Regions from separate parts of the Homo sapiens genome. Here region 1 is linked to region 2. A link is a loop called in an ENCODE intact Hi-C map of the cell type or tissue named here. Cell type or tissue: natural killer cell. All regions are shown on one strand. Links, peaks and the distances in the headings refer to the core of each region. The heading gives the core; the rest is flanking DNA.

What was found. Peaks named below come from ENCODE experiments on the same cell type or tissue, not always from the same donor. Only the 100,000 strongest peaks of a DNase experiment are listed, where the experiment ranks them.
Region 1: it touches region 2 in a loop (9-fold over the local background); 25 of 110 quality-filtered maps call a loop at or near these places.

What each region holds. Positions count from the first base shown.
Region 1 is chr7:6,925,618-6,936,039 of GRCh38, forward strand. It overlaps the pseudogene ALG1L5P and the pseudogene FAM86LP. Among named protein-coding and RNA genes, the nearest start is that of CCZ1B, 100 kb to the left of the region's middle. RefSeq lists enhancers at 843-902, 1,043-1,092, 1,247-2,009, 2,701-2,995, 2,769-3,058 and a silencer at 2,701-2,995. In natural killer cell, for the core only: no CTCF peak of the experiment used is centred there; a DNase peak (open chromatin) is centred at 5,388.
Region 2 is chr7:6,511,908-6,522,329 of GRCh38, forward strand. GRID2IP (Grid2 interacting protein) reads right to left here. Exons shown (of 22, transcript NM_001145118.2): 5 at 9,981-10,050; 6 at 9,522-9,616; 7 at 8,671-8,854; 8 at 2,468-2,622. It overlaps LOC101927325 (a long non-coding RNA gene), which reads left to right. Exons shown (of 5, transcript XR_007060200.1): 5 at 4,499-5,128. Among named protein-coding and RNA genes, the nearest start is that of KDELR2, 33 kb to the left of the region's middle. In natural killer cell, for the core only: CTCF peaks have their summits at 4,603 (motif pointing right) and 4,802; a DNase peak (open chromatin) is centred at 4,614; H3K4me3 peaks cover 520 bases.

The DNA.
Region 1 (10,422 bases), core at 1,006-9,005, 410 kb after region 2:
AATTCCATGTAGAATTGTTTCTTTTTTTAAACACAGAGTTTGAGCAACTGACTCTTGATGGACACAACCTTCCTTCTCTCGTCTGTATAACAGGTACCGCCTGGGACCCTGGGTGTCTGTTTGATTGGGGGATGGTGGAGGGGGAGGGGCACGCAGCCTTTACCCTGTGCTTCCCACGATCTTGTCTCCTTAATCTTCACTGCAGCTCTCTGCATAGGGTCTTATACTGCTTGACGTGGGGGAAACTGTGGCTCAGAGGATTTCACAGCAGGGCAGGGAGCCCAGATTAGAATCTGTAGATACCAAGCTTTCTACTTTTTCAGTAGTTTCCAAGCATCTTTTTGTTGTTGTTGTTACATCATTAGTGTCTTTTTTTCTTTTTTTTTTTTTTTTTGAGACAGAGTCTCTGTCGCCCAGGCTGGGGTGCAGTGGTGTGATCTTGGCTCACTGCAACCTCCGCCTCTCACATTCAAGCAATTCTCATGCCTTAGCCTCCCGAGTAGCTGGGACTACAGGGGCCCACCACACCCAGCTAACTTTTGTATTTTTAGTAGAAACAGGTTTCACCATGTTGGCCAGGCTGGTCTTGAACTCCTGACCTCAGGTGATCCACCCACCTTGGCCTCCCAATATGCTCGAATTATAGGCACGAACCACTGTGCCTGGCCATGTCATTGGTGCCTTAACCAAGCCTCTTTTAATTTTTCAAACGGAAGAGCCCCTGTGCCACAGTTACTGCTGCTGAGCCCTTTCAAGGTGACTCAGTGAGGAGGGAGAAAAGCGGAAGTGGTGTGGGAAGAGGCGGGGTCTGGGCCAGCTGCTGGTCCTGCTCTCCTCCCTCCTCTGGCCTCTAGGCTCCCAGGAGTGGTTTGGAGCCCGCGCCATGTGCTCTGGAGGCTGTGGCAGGGCAGGGGGAGTCCTCGTGTCCCCTGTGCACAACACAGACAAAAGGCTGGGTCCACCCAGTGGGGGGTCGGGTGCCAGGCCGGTGCTTACCCCGCCATGTTTGCAGCCCGAGGCCAGCTGGCTGCAAGTGCAGGGCTGTGCGTCAGGGGTCAGGGTGCACACACCCCTGCGGGTCTCGGGGCTCCTGGGATGCTTCCCGAAGGGCCCGGATGGGGCCTGACTGGAGCTGCCGAGGGGTGGAGCTTCTGGGAAAGGGATCCCTCCTAGCGGGGAGTGTCTTGGGCCTGGGGCCACTTGGTAGGGTCAGAGACGGGTCCATAGCAGTATCTGCTCTTCTCTGTGAAGGCAAAGGGCCTCTGACGGAGTATTACAGCTGCCTCATCCACCAGAAGCATTTCCAGCACATCCAGGTCAGCACCCCTTGGCTGGAGGCCGAGGACTAGCCCCTGCTTCTAGGTGAGAGGCCAGCAGGAGGCTCAGGGAGGAGGCGGGGCCTTAAGCAGCGGGAACAGAGGTGGGCGGGATGTACTTTTTCTGAAAAGGTGGCTCTGGAGGCCACTTGGGGACAGGACCTGGGCTCTGGCTGAACTCCCGGGAGGAGGCTACTTCCTGGTGTGCCAGCCCCTCCCTGCCAGGTGGCCCCAGAGGCCCTTTACCAAGGGGTTTGAGGAGGCCATGTCCTTTCAGCCTGCCACGCCCTCCATTCAGTCCTCTTCCTTCCTGCAGGAGGGCTGGGCCTGGGGTTGGGGCACTGTTGCCCAGGTGTGGGAGGGCAGTGGCTTTGGGAGGTACAGGGACGATGTGTCAAACAGCGTCGCTTCTCCCAGTGAGATGGTTCTCCTTTGCCTCCGTCTCTTTCCCCGATTGATTTTTCCAAATGGGGAGTCGTGGCTTGGTCCTGATGCGTCTCTAGAGCTGCATCTTCCAGCTTCAAGTGAGCAGAGCAGTTGGAGGCTGAGGGCCTTTTCCTGGCAGGACTCTCCAGCTAGTCTTTGTTTTAGACAGTCTCGCTCCGTTGCCTAGGCTGGAGTGCACGATCTCAGTTCATGCAACCTCTGCATCCTGGGTTCAAGCGATTCTCCCACCTCAGCCTCCTGAGTAGATTACGGGATTACAGGAGCCCGCCACAACACCTGGCTTATTTTTGTATTTTTAGTAGAAACAGGGTTTCACCATGTTGGCCAGGCTGGTCTTGAACTCCTGACCTCAAGTGATCCTCCCGCCTTGGCCCCCCTAAATGCTGGGATTCCAGGCGTGACCCATCACGCCTGGCCCCAGCTAGTCTTCAGAAATATTAAGCTGTTTCGCTTTGTTTTCACACTGACAGCTGGTTTGTGGTGGGTGTGCTGTGGTTTATTATTATTACTGTTATTATTATTATTATTATTTTGAGACAGAGTTTCGCTCTTGTAGCCCAGGCTGGAGTGCAATGGCACGATCTTGGCTCACTGCAACCTCTGCCTTCCAGGGTTCAAGCGATTATCCTGCCTCAGCCTCCTGAGTAGCTGGGATTACAGACAGCTGCCACGATGCTTCGCTAATTTTGTATTTTTTTTAGTAGAGATGGGGTTTCACCATGTTGGCCAGCCTGGTCTTGAACTCCTGACCTCAGGTGATCTGCCCGCCTTGGGCTCCCAAAATGCTGGGATTACATGCGGGAGGTGAACCTGGGAGGTGGAGGTTGCAGTGAGCTGAGATTGTGCCACTGCACTCCAGCCTGGGTGACAGAGTGAGACTGTCTCAAAACAAAACAAAACAAAATGACAACAAAAAAAAAACAAATTGTGGTTAAGTAGAAAAAGTGTCAACTTACATTTTCAGATGTCCCAGCCAGGCCGTGTGGCTGCTTGGCCGGCTTAAGCCACTTGTGCTTGGTGCTGTCGGGTGCCTTATCCGATTTTCACTCCCCTCAGGGGATGTTGCCTCACTGTGCTGGGAGGATTTGTGTTCCCAGGGCAGAGACCAGTGCTCTGACCGCACCCCTCTTGCCTAGCAGGGTCGGTGGACCTGGGTGTCTGTCTGCACACGTTCTCCAGTGGCCTGGACCTGCCCATGAAGGTGGTGGACATGTTCGGGTGCTATTTGCCTGCGTGTGCCGTGAACTTCAAGTGGTAGGAGCAGAACCCGAATCTTTCTAGGGATAGCTTCACAGATCCACCGCTGAGGGGGAAGCAGTGCAGAGGGAGCTGCCCACAGTGAGGCCCTGCCCCTCGGTCAGTCCAGCACACACTGGAGGCCACGAGGAGGAGCCCTGCGGTTACTGTGGCTGGGCTGAGCCTCACTGAAGTAGTTGCTTCCATTTAGAGCTCATGTTATATTTAGGCTGGTACAAAAGTAATCACGGTTTTTGCCATTAAAGATGGCAATTACTTTTGCACCAACCTAATATGAAAAAAAAGCATCTTAAATACTAGAACTCCACTCGGGGCTTTTGCTCCTGGAGTAGAATTGGCGGGAATTGCCTGCAGGCTTACATGGTCTTCTTTGTTTCTTTCTCTCCCACCATGTCCCTTTTGGCCAAGCTCACGTGGTGGGTTTGAATCAGTTGAATGAGTGTCATGCTGTGGCCTCACTCCACCCAGCATAGACGGGTGTTTGGAAGGGCACTGTTAGAGGAGATTCTAGAAGCAGTAGCCCCAGCACAAGCTGAGCCCTTGGCCCCTGCTCAGGAGCCGGCTCATGGATGGGATTCAGCGATGTGAGCCCCTCCTGTGAGCTGAGCTCAGGGAATGTCGGGATCAAATCTGGTGCCCTAGAAAAGTCATCTTTTATGTGCTGAGCCAGTCCCCAGGGTGTTCCCTTTACTTGTTCCATGGCCATGGAATTAAGAAAAACATGCAAAAATAATTCTTCAGTCCTTGAAGAGCATCCAGCACAGAAGGTACAAACCCCCCTTAAGGCTCCCTCCTCAAATCGGTTTGGCCACTTAGATGTGCACCCCCCCAGGCCTTTATACCCTTCAGATGCCAAATCTAAGAACGAGCTCCCGGAAACCACACCCCCTGTTCCAACCCCCAGCCTGGCTTGAGCATGGGGTTGGGGGGGTGGAGCCCAGGTGGGCACCCCAGGGGTCTGGTGTCTTCTCCAGGCAGCTCTCAGGCTCCCTTGGTTCTCTCTGCAGTTTAAATGAGCTGGTGAAACATGAAGAAAATGGCCTGGTCTTTGAGGACTCAGAGGAACTGGCAGCTCAGCTGCAGGTAGCCACATCTGCCACCACGCCAGGGTGGGGAGGGTTCTGGAGACTGGCTCCGAGCCACGCTCCCTGATCCCTTCTTCCCACAGCCAGGGTGGGACCATGTAGGGTCTGGCGGAAAAGCTAGGGAGAGAGCAGAGGTCACAGGCCGGCCCACTCTGCTGTCCCGTTTTGGTACAGTAGGCTCAGGAAAGTTAGGACACACCCCCACCTGCCCTCTGGATTTATGGAGCTGACACTCCACAAATGATGCTGGAGCCGGGTGGGCCAGGCTGCAGTTTAGGAAGTGATCAGGATCACGTAGGTGGGCGGGCAAAGGGAGCTTCTGGGACCAGCCTTGAAAGATGGGTGGAATTCTGCAAAGGTTACTTGTTTCTTATTGCTAAAAGTAATACACCATTCTTGCCAACAGAATGATTGGCAGGATTTTCAGTAAAGGTCCAGGTCGGAAGTCATTTAGACTGGGTCCCCCAGTCTCTGTCAGAACCATGGTACTGACATGTGGTGTGAAAGTAGCCACAGATCATCTGTCGATTAAGGGGTGTGGCTCTGTTCAAATAAAACTTTATTTACAAACACAGGCTGTGGGCTGGATTTGGCCTGCAGGCTGTAGTTTGTGATCCTTGATTCAGACAGTTTAGCAAGGCTGCAAAGAACACAGACACCCCCTTGTTACCCACAGATGGGTGGGACATGGCCAGAGGCCAAAAGGAGGGTGCTTGCAGGGGAACATACAGCATGTAGAGGCCGGGAGGTACTCCAGGGCACCAAGTGTGGGAAAGTGGGACACACGGGGAAGTTTCCAGAAAGCGTGATGTCAAGTTGGAGGCAGAGCGCTGCTGGGGTGTGAAGAGTCTCGAGTCCAAGTGAGGGAGTTAAGAACTTGGGAGGGGTTGTTGTTGGGTTGGGGACATGGGGTCAGCCAGGTGGTGACCTGGGATGGGGTGGGGACAGGAAATGAGTTAAGCTCTGCTCTTTATTTTTTTGCAGATGCTTTTCTCAAACTTTCCTGATCCTGCAGGCAAGCTAAACCAGTTCCGGAAGAACCTGCGGTAATCGCAGCAGCTCGGATGGGATGAGAGCTGGGTGCAGACTGTGCTCCCTTTGGTTATGGACACATAACTCCTGGGCCAGAGGCTAAAACCCCGGGACCCCTGCTGTCCTTCCCGCAGCTTCTTCTCGGAGTCTCAGGGCAAACCCTTTCGAGCAGCGCCTCCCAGTGGCCAGAAGGTGAAATGACGGCAGTGGTGCCGCCTGGTGAATGAATTGGTTCTGTGACCCGGGAAGCTGTGCTTGGTTCTGATTTCTTTTCTGGAGGCTCAGAAACACTTCCTCTCTTCTTCTGTTCTTCATGCCCCATGCCCCTGCTAGCGTATTACTGTTCTGTGACTTCTGCAGTACTCCTTATCCTGCGTTTGGTCTCCAGGTGTCATCTTTCTGCCGTGTTCCTAACATTTTGATTCCTGTCTTGAAAAAAGCACCTGCTGCACCGTAAGCCCAGGGATGTGGCAGCTGCAGCGGGCTTGGCTTTGTGAAGAACCGAGTGTGTCCACGGATGTGGCAGCTGCAGCGGGCTTGGCTTTGTGAGGAACCGAGTGTGTTCAGGGATGTGGCAGCTGCAGCGGGCTTGGCTTTGTGGGGAACAGAGTGTGTCCACGTTGGGGGAACATCATACTTGATACACACTTTTTATTTGCACAAAGAAAATGCTGTTTTTGGAGCCAGAGTTTTCATGTCTGATTGATGGCGATTTTCTTCAGAACCAGAACTGCTGGCAGAAAGGGAGCACCCACACGCTTAGATAGCTGATGTCTTATTAGAGGGCAGTTTGTGGTTCCTGATTTGGAAATTAACATTCTCCAAACATTCCAGTCCAATGAAAGTTTTATCTGCTTTCCCATATAAAAACTCTTCCCACAAGAGTGACTTGATTCTCACAATCCCGTTGGAGTCGTGTGTGAATCCTACAGTGTGAGGTTCAGCATTGCCATCTCCAAGTGCTCTTCGTAGGGAAATAGTTTCTGGTCATGACGAGGGTTCCACTTCCCATCTGATCCTGGCCTGCCTGGAAACAGAGGACATGTGTTTCAGGATGGCAGAGTTTGGGGACAGGACATGAGCGTATTGTGTGGGGCTGCTAGGACAGGCCTGGCGGGGTCGGGGGGTGTCCAAGTCAGTTTACTTGGTTCACAGGTTCCCAGGCCCACCCAGGTGCCTAGAATTGGCCTCCAGGATGGGACCAGAAATCTGGTTTTGCATAGAAATGGCTAGCAGCAGGCACCGTGCCGCTGTCCAGTCTCTGCCCGCGTCTGCCCCAGCACTTGGCACAGCGGGACAGACGCAGAGATCTGAACCCACATCTACCTGGCTGCTCAGTCAACCCACTCTCCACAAAGCTTAGAAAGCAGCCAGGCACAGTGGCTCACGCCTGTAATCCCAACACTTTGGGAGGCCAAGGCGGGTGGATCACTTGAGATCAGGAGTTCGAGACCAGCCTGGCCAACATGGTGAAACCCCATCTATACAAAAATACAAAAATTAGGCAGGCACGATGGCAGGTGCCTGTAATCCCAGCTACTTGGGAGGCTGAGGCAGGAGAATTGCTTGAACCCAGGAGGCGGAGTTTGCAGTGAGCCGAGATTGTGCCACTGCACTCGAGCCTGAGTGACAGAGTGAGACTCCATCTCAAAAAAAAAAAAAAAAAATCACACACACACACACACACACACACACACACACACACACACACACACAGCTTAGAAGGGGCTGGTGTTCTCATAAGCACAGATATCTGAAGAGCCGTTAGCCAGAATGATTCTTTTTTTTTTTTTTTTTTTTGAGATACGATCTTGTTCTGTCACCCAGGCTGGAGTGCAGTGGCACAGTCATTGCTCACTACAGCCTCGACTCCTGGGCTCTAGCAATCCTCCCACTTCCTGAGTAGCTGGGATGACAGGTGCGTGCCACCATGCTAGTAATTTTTTTATTTTGTAGAGATGGGGTCCGGAATGCATGGCCTCAAGTGATGCTCCTGCCTCAGCCTCTTTTATTATTATTTTTTAGACAGAGTTTTACTCTGTTCCCAAGGCTGGAGTGCAGTGGTGCAATCTCAGCTCACTGCAATGCATCCCAGGTTCAAGTGATTCTCCTGCCTCAGTCTCCCGAGTAGCTGGGATTATAGGCGTGCACCGCCAAGCCTGGCTAATTTTTGTGTTTTTAGTAGAGATGGGGTTTCACCGTGTTGGCCAGGCTGGTCTTGAACTCTTGACCTCAAGTGATCCGCTCACCTCAGCCTCCCAAAGCCTCAGCCTCTAACAGTGTTGGGATTACAGGCGTGAGACACTGTGTCCTGGGATGATTTTCAATCACAGTTTTTTGTTACGAGTGGAAAATGCATATTTATAAAAATGAAGTAGTACAGACATGAACGTGTAGAAGTCTCTATAATCCTGCCATCCAAGGATGGCACCTGTTAACGTGTATATCAGGTATGTCCAATCTTTTGGTCTCCCTGCACCACATTGGAAGAAGAAGAATCGCCTTGGGCCACACATAAAATACACTAATGCTAGCAATAGCTGATGAGCTAAAAGAAAAAAAAATCACAAAAAAACCTCGTACTGTTTTAAGAAAGTTTACAGATTTGTGTTGGGCCGCAGGTTGGACGAGCCTGCTATATATATATTCTAGGTTTTCCCCTATAGGTATACTTATGTGAAAATGATTATTGTGATAATTTTATTTTGAGATGAAGTCTTGCTATGTTGCTCAAGGGGGCCACAAACTCCTGGGCTTAAGCCATCCTCCCGCCTCAGCCTCCTGAGTAGTTGGGAATATAGGTACTCATAACTATGTGTGGGTGATTATTATTATTTTTAAAACAAAAATGGGGCTGGGTGCAGTAGCTCATGCCTGTAATCCTAACACTTTGGGAGGCTGAGGCAGCAGATCGCTTGAGGTCAGGAGTTCAAGACCAGCCTGGCCAACATGGCGAAACCTCGACTCTACAAAAAATACAAAAATCAGCCAGGCGTGGTAGCACGCACCTGTAGTCCCAGCTGCTCAGGAGGCTGAGATGGGAGGATAGCTTGAACCTGGGAGGTGGGAGGTTGCAGTGGGCCGAGATGGCACCACTGCACTCCAGCCTGGGCAATACAAAGCCAGACTCTGTCTCAAAAAAAAAAAAAAAAAAAAAAGGTGGATTGGGGCTTATACTATGTGTGCTGCTTGGCACTCTTTTTTTCACTTCAAAGATATTGCAGGTATTTTTTCACATAAGTATCTGAAGAAAGACTTCCTTTTTTTTTTTTTTTTTTTTTTTTTTGCATTTTTGAGACAGGGTCTTGCTCTGTTGCCCAGCCTAGAGTGCAGTCGTGAGATCAGGGCTCACTGCAGCCTCCACCTCCTGGGCTCAAGCCATCCTCCCACCTCAGCCTCCCAAGTAGTTGCGCAACCATGCCCGACTAGTTTCTGTACGTTTTGTGGAGATGGGGTCCCACTATGTTTTCCAGGTAGGTCTTGAACTCCTGGTGTCAAGAAGTCCCCCTGCCTTAGCCTCCTAAAGTGCTGGGATGACAGGCCCGAGCCTCGCACCCGGCCAGCCTCCTGTGCGAGGTTGTGCGGGACTCTGTCGTGGAACCCAGTGTGTCTTCGTGTGCTGGCTTGTTTGTTGGCTCTGTAGTTAACGGGCTGCCCCACGTGGACAGGCATTGGACCCGTGTCTCTCTGTGCAGGCAGAGGCTGCTGCACGTGCATCTGTGAACATGGCTGCCAAGAGGGGCTGTGCTCAGGGGGAGCTGGGGCAGAGGCTGGTGGCAATGGGGGGCTTGGGTGTAGTGTGGAGGCACGAGAGCCAGGTGGCCGGGCTACAGTCTGTGGGAGCTTGGGGGTTGCTTGTCCTCTGTGTGTCCCAGTGTCTTTGTCGGTGAGATGGGACAATGATAGCACACTCTCACAGGTGCTGGGGGCTGACAAATGTCAGGTCTGAGGACAGTGGCTGGCCCACTACGGGGCCAGTTCCCCTACTCTATAGTCACCCTGCTCGTCTTCCATCAACTGGGTGCTCAGGACAGTGGCATGGTGGATCCGCCTGTACAGCCTGTGCTCCAGCGTCCTGCAGGCCACAGCGGTGTCCAGCCCTGACCATGACTGCCCCTCCCGCCACCTCCATTTTATAGATGAGGAAACCGAGGCCCAAGGGCTTAGGGAATCTTGCTCTGAAGCACACAGTAGGGCTGCTGGGCTCAGATCCTCCCTCCCTGTGCTGAGCTGCCCTCCTCCTGCCGCAAGTCCCCCACGCCATGAGCCCACCCTGCTCACCGGCCTCTGCCCTAGTTCCCCGCATGGTGTGGGAGTGTGGGGCTTCCTAGCTTTTACCCTGCCCTCAGTTCTTTCACTTCCACTGGAGTCCCGCAGGGACAGCTCCGGGACCATGCAGGCCCGGGTGGGCGTGGGGGCTCAGCTAGCTCGGTGGTGAACAGCTGGCACGTCTCTTGGTTGCGGACGGTAAGGGCCACATAGACTTGAGGAGCCCGTTGGTGTTCCCGGTAGGCAGCCAGCCTCCGCAGGACCCCGACCAGCGACACAATGGCTTCTGGGCAATACGGCACGTCTACGGTGAAAGCTTCAGATTACTGAAGGGGACCAGCGGACAGTTCCAGGTCATGCTGACCTCAGCAGAAGGGCGAGGCCAGAGAGGCAGCGGTCATATGAGACTAGTAGATGCCATTTGACCATTTGGGCCATTAGATGGAAAGGCAATTACTTGGGTGAAAAAGGAGAACCCTTAGTAGAGAAAGCTGCAAAAGACCGAAGCAAAAGAAAAAATCTCCAGACTCACTGGTGTTCCTTAAAAAACGAGCTCTGGTTCTCGGCCTATCTAGAGGGCTGTGAATGACACAAAGCCTGACCCTGCCATGAACTTCGTGTTTCAGGCGTCTGCCGATTTGTCTGCTGGCTTGCAGGGGTGGGCCTGTGTCCCTGGCCACTGCTGGACCTGTGGTTTTCAGGGCTGGGACCCAGGACCACAGGCAGAGCTCTGTTCGACCCGAGAGGAGACTGAGTGTGCTGGCAGGGGCGAGGGGTTTTCGGTGGCCCAGCCAAACACCACCTTCTCTCAAGGGCCCTGTCCTCATCCCAGAAGTGGTTGTTTTCCTCCTGTGGTCTCTGAAAGACACAGGCATGGCTCTGGGACAGAGCCATGTGGTGATGACTGTAATGGGAGTATGCCTGTCTCCAAAAAGAGGGCTGTGGCTGTAAGGTCACCTTAAGAGGCACCCCTGTCCTTTGATGTCACCCTGGAGGCCCAGAGTAACTCTTCTGGA
Region 2 (10,422 bases), core at 818-8,817:
TCTCTTTCTCTCTTTATTTATTCAGAGTCTGGCTTTCTCATCCAGGTTGGAGTGCAGTGGCACAATCTCAGCTCACTGCAACCTCCACCTCCCAGGTTCAAATGATTCTCGAGCCTCAGCTTCCCAAGTAGCTGGGACCACAGGCATGCACCACCATGCCTGGCTAAATTTTTGTATTTTTTTTTTTTAAGCAGAGATGGGGTTTCACCATATTGGACAGGCTGGTCTTCAACTCCTAACCTCAGGTGATCCACCTGCCTCAGCCTCTGAAAGTGCTGGGATTACAGATGTGAGCCACCACACCTGCCTTTTTTTCTTTTCTTCTTTTTTTTTTTTTTTTTTGTGACAGGTCTCACTCTGTCCCCCAGGCTGGAGTGCAATCAAGGCTCAGTGCAGCCTTGAATCCCAGGCTCAACAGATCCTCCTGCCTGAGCCTCCCCTGCAGCTGGGATTACAGGTGTGTGCCACCACACCCAGCTAATTTCAAATTTTTTTGCTATGTTGCCCAGGCTGGTCTCCAACTCCTGAGCTCAAGTGCTCCTCCCACCTCATCCTCCCAAGTAGCTGGGACTACAGGTGCATACCACCACGCCTGGCTAATTTTTTATTTTTTTTTTCTTTGAGATGGAGTCTCACCGTGTTGCCCAGGTTGGAGTGTAGTGGTGCGATCTCAGCTCACTGCAACCTCCGTCTCCCAGGTTCAAGCAATTCTCCTGCCTCAGCCTCCCGAGTAGTTGGAATTACAACTGCGTACCACCACACCTGGCTTATTTTTGTATTTTTAGTACAGATGAGGTTTCCCCATGTTGGCCAGGCTTGTCTCGAACTCCTGACCTCACGTGATTGGCCTGCCTCAGCTCCACAAAGTGCTGGGATTACAGACGTGAGTCACCGCGCACGGCCACCCCTGGCTGATTTTTAAATATTTTGAATATATGGGGGTCTTGTTGTGTTGCCCAAGCTGGACTTGGAACTCCTGACCTCAAGTGATCCACCCACCTCAGCCTACCAAAGTGCTGGGATTACAAGAGTGAACCACTGCACCTGCAGCGGCTTTCATAGCAGGTGCAGGATGCCTAGAACAGGGTAGAACACAGGCTTCGGCACACCTTCCATCCACATGACCTGCATGCTGAGTGCAGGGGTTTGTGGGCATTCGGAGGGCACGCTGAACAGACAGGTGGCAGCCACACATGGCACTGCAGGCCTGTGTGTGTGCAAGAAAGAGTACACTGGGAGCCCACCAGCCAGGTGGGATGTGGTCGTGTGCTCATGATCCTGGTGGTGGTGTTGGCATGTCTGGCAACCACGTGAGTTTCTTTCTTTTTTCTTTTTTTCTTTCCTTTTTTTTTTTCTGGAGGCAGTAGCTTGATCATAGCTCACTGCAGCCTTGATCTCCTGCACTCAAGCCATCTTCCCACCTCAGCCTCCTAAGTAGCCGGGACTACAGGTGTGCATCACACCTGGCTAAATTAAAACTTTTTTTTTTTTTGGTAGAGACAGGCTCTTGCTATGTTGCCCAGGCTAATCTTGAGCTCCTGAGCTCAAGTGATGCTTCCACCTCAGTCTCCTAAAATGCTGGGATTATAGGTGTGAGCCACCACGTCCAGCCTTACACGAGTTCCTTCTCACAAGTTCCACTTCTCAGAGTACAGAGCGCAGCCACTGAGACCACTTCCATTTTGTGGGTGCAAAAACTGAGACTGCAGGTGGTTAGGTGCAGTGTCTAAAGTCTCAGGTTATGTTGTATATGCTGCATAAAGGTCACGCTGGGAAGGCGCGTCCGTGGGGCCACGTGTGGGCCTAGCCCTGGTGTATTGGGTGTGTACGTGCATGGCTGTGGACACTTCTATGTGGGAGGGGCCCAAATCGGCTGTAAGACCTCATAGGTGAGGCCAGATGCAGTGGCTCACACCTGTAATCCCTGTGCTTTGGGAGGCCGGAGTGGGAGGATCACTTGAGCCCAGGAGGTTGAGGCTGCGGTGAGCCATGATGGCACCACGACACTCCAGCCTGGGCGACAGAGCAAGACTCCGTCTCAAAAAAAAAAAAAAAAAAAAAAAAGGCTGGGCGTGGTGGCTCACACCTGTAATCCCAGTGCTTTGGGAGGCCGAGGTGGGTGGATCATGAGGTCAGGAGATAGAGACCATCATGGTTAACATGGTGAAACCTCTTCTCTACTAAAAACACAAAAGAATAGCTGGGCGTAGTGACATGCGCCTTTAGTCCCAGCTACTCGGGAGGCTGACGCAGGAGAATCGCTTGAACTTGGGAGGCGGAGGTTGCAGTGAGCCAAGATCGTGCCATTGCACTCCAGCCTGGGGCACAAGAGTGAGACTCCATTTCAAAACAAACAAACAAGCAAACAAACACCTTCACATGTGAGAACAGGTGTCTGTCTGTTCACCTGGTGAGCTGGACAGTCAGCAGCTGCAGGCAGGGAAGTGGCAGGGGAGAGGACGCTTACCTGTCATGGCCGTGTAGCCCAGGAAGCATGCGATTTTCTCCTGACAGAGCTCCTGCTCCTCATAGGTCAGCAGCTGGTAGATGAACTGCCACAGGACCTGCTTGGCAGGGGTGTCCAGCACAGGGTAGACGTCAACGATGAGGGTGTCGATGTTCCTGGGGGAAGGTGCAGGAATGTGAGGCTCAATACTCACGGGCTTACCATGATGCACAGAGTGGGGGTAGACAAGACGGCACTTCCAAGCCACAGCGTCTGCCCTCATGCCCTATCCCTACCCTTCAAAGACAGAAGTGGGGGCCGGGCACAGTGGCTCACGCCTGTAATCCCAGCACTTTGAGAGGCCGAGGCAGGTGGATCATTTGAGGTCAGGAGTTCGAGACCAGCCCAGCCAACATGGTGAAAGGCCGTCTCTACTGAAAGTATAAAAATTAGTCAGGTGTGGTGGTGCACACCTGTAATCCCAGCTACTCGGGAGGCTGAGGCAGGAGAATTGCTTGAGCCTGGGAAGTGGAGGTTGCAGTGAGCTGAGATCGTGTCACTGCACTCCAGCCTGGGAGACAGAGTGAGACTCCAACTCAAAAAAAAAAAAAAAGAAAAGAAAAAGAGAGAGAGAGAGAAGTGGGCAGGAAGGCAGGCTCCAGGGATAGGGTAGCCAGACTCCAATCTCAGCTCTGCCACTTACCAGCTAAGTGACCTTTCTCAAGTGACTTACCCTCTCTGTGCCTCAGTTTCCTCATTTGTAAAATGGGGATAAAAATAGCATCTACCTCATAGAGCTGTTGTGAAGATTAAAACACACAGAGCAGGCCTGGCGTGGCGGCTCACGCCTGTAATCCCAGCACTGTGGGAGGCCGAGGCGGTTGGATCACCTCAGATCGGGAGTTCAAGACCAGTCTGGCCAACATAGTGAAACCCCCTCTCTACTAAAAATACAAAAATTAGCTGGGCGTGGTGGCATGTACCCTCAGTCCCAGCTACTCAGGAGGCTGAAGTAGGAGAATCGCTTAGACTGGGAGGCGGAGGTTGTAGTGAGCTGAGATTGCGCCACTGCACTCCAGCCTGGGTGACAGAGCAAGACTCTGTCTCAAAAAAACCCAAAAAACCAAAAAACATATAGAGCAGGCCAGGCATGGTGGCTCATGCCTATAATCCCAGCACTTTGGGAGGCTGAGGCAGGCGAATCATCTGAGGTCGGGAGCTCAAGATCAGCTTAGCCAACATGGTAAACCCTGTTTCTACAAAAAAATACAAAAATGTGGTAGGCATGTTGGTGTGCACCTGTAATCCCAGCTACTCAGGAGGCTGAGGCAGGAGAATCGCCTCGCCTGAGCTCGGGGAGGCGGAGGTTGCACCGAGCCAAGATTGCGCCACTACACTCCATCCTGGGCCACAGAGCGAGACTCTGTCTCAAAAAAATAAATAAATAAACAAAAATAAAAATAGGCTGGGGGTGGTGGCTCACGCCTGTAATCCTAGCACTTTGGGAGGCTGAGGTGGGTGGATCACGAGCTCAGGAGTTCGAGACCAGTCTGGCCAACGTGGTGAAACCCCCTCTCTACTAAAAATACAAAAATCAGCCAGGCGTGGTGGTGTGTGCCTGTAATCCCAGCTACTCGGGAGGCTGAGGCAGCAGAATCGCTTGAACCCGGGAGGTGGAGGTTGCAGTGAGCTGAGATCGCGCCATTGCACTCCAGCCTGGGTGACAGAGCAAGACCCCGTCTCAAAATAATAATAATAAAAAATAAATAAATAAATAAATAAAAATAAAGTAGGAGAATATCTTTTGACCTAGAAGCAGGGAAGAGCTTAAAATTTCAAAAGCCAAAACTGTGGGCGGCAAGCCACCCAGATGCCAAGGCAAGAGACCGAGGGCACAAGCTGTTCCAATATAATAAAGAAAATACATAGAATAAGAATAGTTATACTAGAAATAGATTATAGATATGTATATGAATATTATTAATAATTAGTTTGTAGCATTACTGTTTATTCCAATATTATAATAATCTTTGTCCTACAATTATAACCTAGGAGAAACCAGGCCATACAGAGATAGGAGCTGAAGGGACACGGTGAGAAGTGACCAAAAGACAAGAGTGTGAGCCCTCCGTTATGCCTGGACAGGGCCACTAGAGGGCTCCCTGGTCTACTGGTAACGCCAGTGCCTGGGAAGGCACCCGTTGCTTAGCAGACCGGGAAAGGGAGTCTCCCTTTCCTGGTGGAGTTAAAGAAGACTCTGCTCCACCACTGCTTGCCCGCCCGCAGCCACCCAGAGGCCTAACGCTGTCCCTGTGATGCTGTGCTTCAGTGGTCACGCTCCTGGTCCGCATTCATGTTCTGCCCTGTGCACTCGGCTCCACCTTCTAGATAGCAGCAGCAGAATTAGTGAAAGTACTAAAGTCTTTAAAATGCATAGAAGAAATAATTACGTAAGCTGTCCCCTCTTTCTCTCCGCCTCAGCTACCAAATAGGGAAGGGCCCCCTGTCTGGCGGACACGTGACTCACATGACCTTACCTATCATTGGAGATGACTCTCACTCCATACCCTGCCCCTTTGCCTTGTACACAATAAATAACAGCACGGCCAGGCATTCGGGGCCACTACTGGTCTCCGCGTCTTGGTGGTAGTGGTCCCCCGGGCCCAGCTGTCTTTTCTTCTATCTCTTTGTCTTGTGTCTTTCTTTCTTTTTTTTTTTTTTGAGACAGTCTGGCTCTGTCACCCAGGCTGGAGTGCAGTGGCACAATCTCGTCTCACTGCAAGCTCCGCCTCCCAGGTTCACACCATTCTCCTGCCTCAGCCTCCCGAGTAGCTGGGACTACAGGCGCCTGCCACCACGCCCGGCTATTTTTTTTTTGTATTTTTAGTAGAGACGGGGTTTCACCATGTTAGCCAGGATGGTCTCGATCTCCTGACCTCGTGATCTGCCCATCTCAGCCTCCCAAGGTGCTGGGATTACAGGCATGAGCCACCGCGCCCAGCCGTCTTGTGTCTTTATTTCTACGATCTCTCATCTCCGCACACGAAGAGAAAAACCCACAGGCCCTGTAGGGCTGGACCCTACACAAAACTATAAGACCAAAAATGTGGTGAGTTTGATTATGCAAAATCAAGGTTATCTATTCAAGGAAGCCCAACTTAGACACATTCATATTAGACACAACAGACCTAATAACAGAAGTAACAAATGGGAGAGAAATTTACAATGTTCAAAATCAAGGAGAAATCAGCATCTAAAATATACAAAGGTGTCCAGCCGTCGTGGCTCACAAGTCATCCCAGCACTTTGGCAGGCTGAGGCAGGGGGATCACCTGAGTCAGGAGTTCGAGACCAGCCTGGCCAACATGGTGAAACCCCATCTCTACTAAAAGTACAAAAATTAGCCAGGCATGGTGGTGGGCGCCTGTAATCCCAGCTACTCAGGAGGCTGAGGCAGGAGACACACTTGAACCGGGAAGGCAGAGGTTGAAGTGAGCCAAGATCATGCCACTGAACTCCAGCCTGGGCGACAGAGCAAAACTCTGCTTCAAAATAAATAAATAAATAAATAAATAAATAAAATAAAATATACAAGGGGCTGGGAGCAGTGGCTCACACCTGTAATCCCAGCACTTTGGAAGGCTAAAATGGGCAAATCTTTTGAGCCCAGGAGTTCAAGACCAGCAACATGGCAAAACCCTGTCTCTACTAAAAAAAAAAAAAAAATTAGCTGGGCATGGTAGGCGAGTGCCTGTAGTCCCAACTACCTGGGGGGCAGAGGCACAAGGATCACTTCAGCCTGGGAGTTCGAGGCTGCAGTGAGCTGTGTTTGCACCACTGCACTCCAGCTTGGGTGACAGAGTGAGACCCTGTCTCAGAAAATAAATAAAATAAAATATACAAGAAACTTCATGCCAGTCAACAAGGACAAAAAGTCCAAGAAAACAAAAATGGACAAAGGGTATGAACAGTAATTTATAGAGAAAAATCCCAGAAAAAGTTCACAAGCATATTAAAAGATGCTTAAAATAATTAGTAATAGAAGAAAATCAAATAAAAATAACAGGATGTCACTTTTATGGCTAAGAAAGTAGCAAAAATAGGCCGGGTGTCGTGGCTCACACCTGTAATCCCAGCACTTTGGGAGGCTGAAGTGGGCAGATCACGAGGTCAAGAGATCAAGACCATCCTGGCCAACATGGTGAAACCCTGTTTCTACTAAAAATACAAAAATTAGCTGGGCGTGGTGGAGAGTGCCTGTAGTCCCAGCTACTCGGGAGGCTGAGGCAGGAGAATCGCTTGAACCCAGGAGGGGGAGGTTGCAGTGAGCCGAGAGCACGCCACTGTACTCCAGCCTGATGACAGAGTAAGACTCCATCTCAAACAAAAAATAAAAATTAAAAAAAAGAAACTAGCAAAAATAAAAAGTTGGGCATCACTGTGATCTAAAGGAATTTGGCTTTAGTTATAATCAATGTATGAAATATACATTGGACAGAGCTAAACACATAGTAATTGGTGAATAAGTTAGACACAAAACATGATATCAAGCACAGTTTTTTTTTGTTTTTTTGTTTTTTTTTGAGACGAAGTCTCATTTTGTCACCCAGGCTGGAGAGCAGTGGTGTGATCTTGGCTCACTGCAATCTCTGCCTCCTGGGTTCAAGTGATTCTCCTGCCTCAGCCTCCCAAGTAGCTGGAACTACAGGTGCGCACCACCATGCCCAGCTAATTTTTTCTTTTTGTAGAGATGGCTTCTTGCTCTGTTGCCCAGACTGGTTTTGAACTCCTGGGCTCAAGCGATCCTCCTGCCTCAGCCTCCCAAAGTGCTGGGATTATAGGTGTCTGGCCTGGGTTTCTTTTTGATGTGATGAAGTTTTAAAATGGACCGTGGTGATGTTTGCACGTATTTGTGAATATACTAAAAACCACTGAATTGTATAATTAAATGGCAAATTGTATAGTATGTGAATTACATCTTAAGACTCTTTAGAGCCAAGTACAGTGGCTCATGCCTGTAACCGCAGCACTTTGGGACGATCACTTGAGCCCAAGAGTTCGAGACCAGCCTGGGTAACATAGTGAGACCTCCCCATCTTTTTTAAAAAACAAAACCAAACCAGGCCAGGTGCGGTGACTCATGCCTGTAATCCCAGCACTTTGGGAGGCTGAAGCAGGTGGATCACCTGAGGTCGGGAGTTTGAGACCAGCCTGACCAACATGGAGAAACCCTATCTCTACTAAAAGTACAAAATTAGCCAGGCGTGGTGGCATATGCCTGTAATCCCAGCTACTTGGGAGGCTGAGGCAGGAGAATCGCTTGAGTCCGGGAGGTGGGGGTTGCGGTGAGCCGAGATCGCACCACTGCACTCCAGCCTGGGCAACGAGAGTGAAACACCATCTCAAAAAACAAAAACAAAAATAAAAAACCCTTCAAACAAAACAAAAAGGTATGGACAAGTGACAGGCTTTGCAGAGACCATAATAATGACCCCATGGACCGAGGAGTGTGATAAATGCAGCTGGCTGCAGCTGAGGTCCAAAAAGAAAGACACCAACCCTACCCCGAAGGGCCTAGCCCATGACAAGTGCCCACAGGTGGGGCTCTGGTGAAGGTCCCATCAAGAATGCTGCAGGTGGGCCAAGGCACGGTGGCTCACGCCTGTAATCCCAGCACTTTGGGAGGCCGAGGCGGGCAGATCACGAGGTCAGGAGTTTGAGACCAGCCTGACCAACATAGTGAAACCCTGTCTCTAGTAAAACCCTGTCTCTAGTAAAAATACAAAAAAATTAGCCGGGTGTGGTGGTGGGCACCTGTAATCCCAGCTACTCGGAGGCTGAGGCAGAAGAATCGCTTGAACCCAGGAGGCGGAGGCTGCAGTGAGCCAAGATCTCATCATTGCACTCCAGCTGGGTGATAGAGCGAGACTCCATCTCAAAAAAAAAAAATAGAATGTTGCAGGTGGTTCCTGTCTGCCTCACTTCACAGAGAAGGCTGAGACTCGCCCAAGGTCACGTGACTAGGAGGTGTCAGAGTCAGAGATTGTTCCAGGGCAGCTCAATTGCCCACCACCCTGGGGCCCCTGATACCAGCAGCCACCTTCCTGAGCATCCCCCAGGAGAACGGGACTGAGGAGGTTCAGGCAGGGAGACTGGGATGTGAGTCTAGGCAGGACTTAGGGCCCACCCAGGGCAGGGCCCCACCGCGGCTTTGGCCCGGCCACCTGTGCTGGAAGAAGCTCTCGAGGGCCCGGCAGACCCCATAGCGCTCAGGAGGTGTGAGTAGGTGCTCCAGCTGCTGGCTGAAGGTCCTCCCTTGGACCCGGATGCTGGACGGCAGGATCTCCGCCACCCACTGCAGGGAGGTGAGCGCCGACGACGGGTTGGGTGAGTCCAGAGAATCGGAGTCTGCTGGGACCACAGGCGGGAGAGGCATGAGTGACTCAGAGTCCCCAGGCCAGGTGTAGTCTCCCTGGCTTTTGAGGTCAGGAGACCTCCTGAGCTGGGGTGTGGCTGTCCAGTGCCATGCATGGGAAGGCATGCCTGTGGCCCGACACCGGGGCCAAGGATAGAGGGAGTCAGCCCTGGGAAGGGTCCCTAAGGCTATACACTAGGGTTTTTTGTTTGTTTGTTTTGAGACAGAGTCTTGCTCTGTTGCCCAGGCGGGAGTGCAATGGCGTGATCTCGGCTCACTGCAACCTCCGCTTCCTGGGTTCAAGTGATTCTCTTGCCTCAGCCTCCCAAGTAGCTGGGACTACAGGCACGTGCCATCACGCCCAGCTAGTTTTTGTATTTTTAGTAGAGACAGAGTTGTGCCATGTTGCTCAGACTGGTCTCAAACTCCTGGCCTCAAGCGATCCTCCCACCTTGGCCTCCCAAAGTGCTGGGATTCCAGGCATGAGCCACCATGCCCAGCCTCACTGGGGTTCTATAGCACCACTTAGGAGGCAGCCCCGGGGAGGCAAGCTGCAGGTTTAGGGGAAGAGCTGAGTCCTCCGCACTGTGACTCTCACATATAGCAGCCTGGGCAGGGTCTCTGGGGGCCAAGGAAGCCAAGTGTCCATGGGGGTCTCACCACTGGCAAATGGGACGAGCCCTTCCTCCACCACCAGCGTGGGCATGGCACCACTGCCCTGCAGCATGGACACCACCTTGTCGTGGGAGCAGTTCCTGCCAAGCAGAGATGGCCCAGGAGGGCCTGACTGGGGTGAGCCCTGTCCACGGCCACCAGCCAGACCTCCCTGTCCTGCCCACAGAGGTCACACAGCAAGACCACCTCTGTGTGACTCTGTGTCCCCAGCATGGAGCTGGAGTATTTTCTGGTTGGAAGGATGAACTGAGGTCCTGGCTAGAGTTGGCGACTGGCGAGGAGGAGGGTTAGATTCAAGAGTTCCCATTGGAAGAGGGACAGACCCTGGGGACCAAATGGTGAGAGGAGATTGTGATCACAGCCTGGGTGCCCCAAGAGGCAGGAGTCTTGCAGGGGGTGGGGGCAGCTCCTCACCAACCCCTGGTGTCCCCAATAGCCTCTGACCTCATGTCCAGTCCATTGAGGAAGAGGATCCGGTCACCTGACTTGAGGGCAGCATTGTCAGCTGGGCTCCCTGGAAGCAAGAAGAGAGGGTGTGCCGGTCAGCTGGGCAGGGTACCACTTTGAGAGCAGGATGCTATCCTGTTTTACAGGCGAGAAATGGAGACTCAGAGACCCATAGCTTGCCGGGCATGGTGGCTCACACCTGTAACCTCAGCACTTTGGGAGGCCAAGGCAGGAGGATCGCTTGAGCCCAGGAGTTCGAGACCAGCTTGGGCAACATAGCGAGACCCCATCTCTACCAAGAAAAAAAATACAGAGCCCCATAGGCATGGGTGGCAGAGGAGAGTCAAATCAGGTCAGCAGACCCCTGTAATAGACTCTGCACGTCTCTGATCTCAGCTGCTCTAAGGATCTAAGGACCACGGGAGTGATCCCCTAGCAG